2 separate regions of the Homo sapiens genome follow, and region 2 is linked to region 1. A link is a loop called in an ENCODE intact Hi-C map of the cell type or tissue named here. Cell type or tissue: B cell. All regions are shown on one strand. Links, peaks and the distances in the headings refer to the core of each region. The heading gives the core; the rest is flanking DNA. Region 1 overlaps ADK (adenosine kinase). Region 2 overlaps ADK (adenosine kinase).

Region 1 (2,926 bases), core at 139-2,638:
TGAATGAAACTATAAAAAACCCCAACCACACAAAATATAAAACTATGCCAAGGTACATCATAATAAAATTGTTTAAAATCAGTGATAAACATCTTAAAAGCAGATAAAGGAGGTTAAAAGACATATTAGGTAAGAGGGAACAATGATAGGAATGGCAGCAGGCTTCCTTTCAAAAACAATGCAAAGCAGAAGACAGTAGAGGAACAGAAACTAGATTTACTCCCTATCATGAAACAACAATAGCAAAACTAGAAACAATGGTTTTTAATACACTGGACATCAAGAATAAAAAATACGTATCTCTGAGAGATGGGAAACAATGGAGGTCAGCCATATGACTACAGCAGTTTATTGCAAGAGTTTCCAGAATATGGTATAAGGAGAACTGTAGTAGATGCCAGTGAGTTGAGGAAATACAACTGAGAGTCTGGGAATTTCAGAGCAGTTAAGAGTTGAAAGACCACAATATCAGAGAACAGAAAGATTTACAGAGAAACCTGGAATTCTGTAGAGGGTCTTTTCTTAAGGTCAGTACCTGGGAAAGAAACATCCAAAAGTATTAAGAGGAAAAAAAAATAGAAGGAACAGTACCTGAGGCACATACACATTTGGAAATAGTGGCTGTTTCAAAGACCTAGAGCAGAAAAACTCATCATTTTTTTCATCAAAGTCTCCAACGTTTTTGGCACCAGGGACTAGTTTTGTGGAAGACAATTTTTCCACGGACGGGTAGGAGGCGTGGTTTCAGGATGAAACTGTTGCACCTCAGATCATCAGGCATTAGTTAGATTCTCATAAGACGTATACAACCTAGATCCCTCGCTTGTGCAGTTCAAAATAGGATTTGCACCCCTATAAGAATCCTCTGCTGGGTGCAGCACACCAACATGGCACATGTATACATATGTAACAAACCTGCATGTTGTGCACGTGTACCCTAAAACTTAAAGTATAATAATAAAATCTAAAAAAAAAGAATGGGAAAGGTTTCATTAAGAGTCCAGAGTGTATAGCTATACATTAATCTAAACTGAATAAAATTAGATTTTTCACATTTGAAAAAAAAAAAAAAAGAATCCTCCGCTGATGTGACAGGAGGTGGAGCTCAGGTGGTAATGCTTGGTGGCCTGCTACTCACCTCCTGCTGTGTGGCCTGGTTCCTAACAGGAACTGATATAGTTGCAGTACCAGAGATTAGGGACCCCTTAGTGCTCTGTGCCATGGAGTACTAAGAAAAGTCTTCCCCCAGTAGTAAGAAATATTTAGCTTTATTTATTTGATGAGATTAATAACAGTTCAGGTATTACAGAAGAAAATATTAGTGAAATGGAAGGCACAGCAAAGGAGGTATCCAAAATAAAACATAGAGAAAGAAACAAAATAAAAAAAGAGTGTCAGTGAGCTATGAGACAACTTCAAGTGGCATAAAAGGGTCAGAAAACCAATTTGAAGATGTATAATGGCTGCAAATATTCCAAACATAATAAAAACTAAAAACCGATAGCTCTAAGAAGTTAAACAAAACCCAAGCACAAGAAACATGAAGAAGAATACACTAAGGCCCATCATAACTAAACTGATCAAAATGAGTAATTTTCTCTGTGTGTATTTTTTGTAAGGATGGGGTCTCACTATGTTGCCTAGGCTAATCTTGATCTCCATGCCTCAAAAGCCATCCTCCCATCTTGACCTCCCAAAGCACTGGGATTACAGGTGTGAGCCACCGCACCTGGTCTCATATGAAAAATCTTAAAAGCAGCAAAATTTGGGGAATGGGGGTTGTGAAACATTGAAGAACAAAAGAATGTCAGATTTCTTATCAAGAACTATGCAAGTAAGATGGCAATGGGGTAACATTTTTCATGTACTGAAAAACTGTCAAACTAGAACTATATATCTGGCACAAATGTCTTTCAAAAATGAAGGTGAAATAAAGATGTTTTCAAACATACAAAAGCTGAAAGAATTTATTACTGACAGATCCAAATACAAGAGATGTTAAAGAATGCCCTCTAGGCAGAAGGAAAATGATACCAGATGGAAATCTAATTCTAACCAAAAGGAATAAAGAGAACTAGAAATGATAAATACCTGAGTAAAAATATGAATTTTTTCTTATTAAGTCTTTTAAAATATATATTTGACAATTTAAACAAAAATAGCAGCAAGGTTACGATGTTTATAATATATATGTAGAAGTAAAATGTATGTATTGTAAGTTGTGAGACATATATTAACAAAGCTGATTAAAAAAAAAAAAAACAATTAGGCTGGGTGTGGTGGCTCATGCCTGTAATCCCAGAACTTTGGGAGGCCAAAGCGTGTGGATCATGAGGTCAGGAGATCGAGACCATCCTGGCTAACATGGTGAAACCCCGTCTCTACTAAAAATACAAAAAATTAGCCGGGCATGGTGGCAGGCACGTGCAGTCCCAGCTACTTGGGAGGCTAAGGCAAGGAGAATGGTGTGAACCCAGGAGGCGGAGGTTGCAGTGGGCAGAGATTGTGCCACTGCACTCCAGCCTGGATGACACAGCAAGACTCCATCTCAAAACAAAACAAAACAAAACAAAAAAAGGAATAGGAACAGCTCCATTCTACAGCTCCCAGCGTGAGTGATGCAGAAGACGGGTGATTTCTGCATTTCCAACTGAGGTACCAGGTTCATCTCACTGGGGCTTGTCGGACAGTGGATGCAGCCCACAGAGTGTGAGCCAAAGCAGGGCGGGGCATCGCTTCACCTGGGAAGCGCAAGGGGTTGGGGAATTCCATTTCCTAGCCAAGGGAAGCCATGACAGACGGTACCTGGAAAATCAGGACACTCTCACCCTAATACTGCGCTTTTCCAATGGCCTTAGCAAACGGCACACCAGGAGATTATATCCCACGCATGGCTCGGAGGGTCCCATGCCCATGGAACCTTGCT
Region 2 (2,926 bases), core at 134-2,633, 50 kb after region 1:
GGCGGGCGCCTGTAGTCCCAGCTACTCGGGAGGCTGAGGCAGGAGAATGGCGTGAACCCGGGAAGGGGAGCTTGCAGTGAGCCGAGATTGCGCCACTGCAGTCCGCAGTCCGGCCTGGGCGACAGAGCGAGACTCCGTCTCAAAAAAAAAAAAAAAAAAAAAAAAAAATGAATTATTTAGTGAAATATTTCAGATACATACACACACATACACACACACAGAGGTATCCTTGGTAGGAACTTAAATTGTGTTTCTTACCGTGGATTGATTGGCAAATATGCTCATTTGCTTATATAAATAACATGGATAAGTAGCACTATGCCTGAGAATTGAAAACTTAAAAATAGCACCTAATGTTTACCAACAAACACATAAGGAAAGAGGAAACCTAAGTCTTTATATATAATGAAAATTAGAAAAGATACAGACCAATTGTCCAAATTTCAACTGTAAACAAGATAATAGAAATAAATAACAACAGGAAAATAAAAGCAAATGGTCCTGAATAAAAGTTAGACACTTTTAAAATTTTTCCAAATGACAATATGCTTTTCTGTTCAGTCTCTGAAAATGCTATCTGTAAATCTTCCCCAACTCTTATGATCCCACAGACTACATTTCTAGCAGATACTAAGCATTAAAGAAGATAAAAGTTATGTGGAACAACCACTATCCCAAAAGGGCTTATAACGAAATAAAGTTAAATATTACTCCATACACATTATATCATTAATTCTTGATTGCACAAGGCTAAGTATATACGTTATGTACTATCTGAAATATTTTGCTTCTATCCCTTTGGGTCATTTCATTATTCCTCCAGGCAGCAGAGAAGTTTTTAAAAAGTTAACTTATACATACATACATACTCTCTTAACAATTCCAAGTAATCTTGATTAGGAAGCAAGTATCTTTACTAATAGTTGGTTTATCTCACAAGAACATTAGCAGAAAAGCTGGGTTTTAACACTTCATGATACCTACCTTGCCATGTGAGCTTAGCCAAATAATAAACTCTTCAGATAGACAAATAAAACTAGAAAAGAGCAGGTGCAGTGTCTCATGCCCGTAGTTCTAGCACATTGGGAGACCAAGACAGGAGGAGACAGAGCAAGACCCTGTCTTTAAAAAGAAGAAGAAGGGGAAAAAAACTGACCCCAGTACAGACAAATGTATGGAATGAATATTTGTAATGAAGTTTTACTGATATACCACACTGTACTTAATGCATTATAAATGCATACAGCTCCAACAATCATTACCCAAATAGTGGAAGCAGTGAGTGGAAGTGAGAAAAAATAAAATATTCAGCAACTCAAATTTAATATAAGTGCTAATTGATCTTTCTGTTTAACTTTTTTAAGATAGATAATACATTAAAGTGGAGTGATGCCATGAAATATTGGAGCTATAACAGACCTTAGGAATCATGTAACAGATCAAGTCAGCTGAATCATTTGCCCAAAATGACTTAGTTACTTGGTTGGCAGAACATGGAGTAGACCCTTCACATCATGAGTTCCCACCAAACCTGGTGGTCGCTGGTTATGACTGTTTCTATCATCTAATATGTTGACAAGGTTTTCCTTAAGACTATAACAAATAGATATATTCCTCTAAATAATCATAAAGGAGTTGGAGTTTATCATGGTTTCCTTAAGCAGTATTCCAAAGCTGGTACGTATTCAAAACCAATACTTGTTGTAATAATTATTTAAGGACTTCATAAATAATTATCGAAGAATGTTAAGGTTAAAGGAAAGGTTTCATGGGGGAAATTTCTACTGTTTATGAAGGAATTGTGTAGGGGTAACAGATGCCAATTTTTCTAGGAAAAAATTCAAAGAGTTACTGGAATACTTCCGTGAGAGTCAATGAGGCTGTGCAGGTGATTCTTATCAGGGCAGCATAGGATCTGCTATACTGAAAATAAGATAAAAATTGCTATCTGGCCTCAGACAAGAACTAATTCCACATGCTCAAGACAATGAGTTCACCTTCTCCTATTCTTACACACAACTTCTGTTCAACAGTAGTAATCAGTAGAGAGACTAATCAAAGTCAGTGATTTAGTTGCTTGTGTTATAATTCGTATACCAATTTGTTGAATACTTGTTTTTAAATGCTGTTTTAAATTGATGCTTATTCTGGACAAAGGAAACCCTTTTTCTTAATTCAGAGTGATCTAGAGCATTTTAAAGCTACACTTCTAATCTATGACTTTCTGTAATTCAGAAAGGATGATTTAAATTCTCAAAGAACTCTATAAGCAAAATCAAGTAAACTGAAGTTTTTTTTTCTTTGAAACAGAGTCTCGCTCTGTCGCCAGAGCTGGAGTGCAGTGGCGCAATCTCAGCTCACTGCAAGCTCCACCTCCTGTGTTCATGCCATTCTCCTGCCTCAGCCTCCCAAGTAGCTGGGACTACAGATGCCCGCCACCACGCCTGGCTAATTTTTTGTATTTTTAGTAGAAACAGGGTTTCACCATTTTAGCCAGGATGGTCTCGATCTCCTGACCTTGTGATCCACCTGCCTCAGCCTCCCAAAGTGCTGGGATTACAGGCGTGAGCCACTGCGCCTGGCTTTTTTTTTTTTTTTTTAACTTTAAGTTCTGGGATATATGTGCAGAACGTGCAGGTTTGTTACGTTGGTATACATGTGCCATGGTGGTTTGGTGCACCTATCAACCCATCATCTAAGTTTTAAGCTCTGCATGCAATAGGTATTTGTCCTAATCCTCTCCCTCCCCTTGACCCCTACCCACCAGCTGGCCCAGGTATGTTATGCTCCATTCCCTGTGTCCATGTGTTCTCATTGTTCAACTCCCACTTATTAATGAGAACATGTGGTGTTTGGTTTTCTGTTTCTGTGTTACTTTGCTAAAAATGATGGTTTCCAGCTTCATCATGTCCCTGCAAAGGACATG

What was found. Hi-C counts contacts between places; a loop is a spot of excess contacts. Peaks named below come from ENCODE experiments on the same cell type or tissue, not always from the same donor. Only the 100,000 strongest peaks of a DNase experiment are listed, where the experiment ranks them.
Region 2: it touches region 1 in a loop (1.8-fold over the local background); 2 of 110 quality-filtered maps call a loop at or near these places.

What each region holds. Positions count from the first base shown.
Region 1 is chr10:74,403,514-74,406,439 of GRCh38, reverse strand. All of the region lies in intron 6 of ADK (adenosine kinase), which reads right to left. Among named protein-coding and RNA genes, the nearest start is that of ADK-AS1, 120 kb to the left of the region's middle. In B cell, for the core only: no CTCF peak of the experiment used is centred there; no DNase peak of the experiment used is centred there; H3K27ac peaks cover 1,481 bases.
Region 2 is chr10:74,353,245-74,356,170 of GRCh38, reverse strand. All of the region lies in intron 4 of ADK (adenosine kinase), which reads right to left. Among named protein-coding and RNA genes, the nearest start is that of ADK-AS1, 170 kb to the left of the region's middle. In B cell, for the core only: no CTCF peak of the experiment used is centred there; no DNase peak of the experiment used is centred there.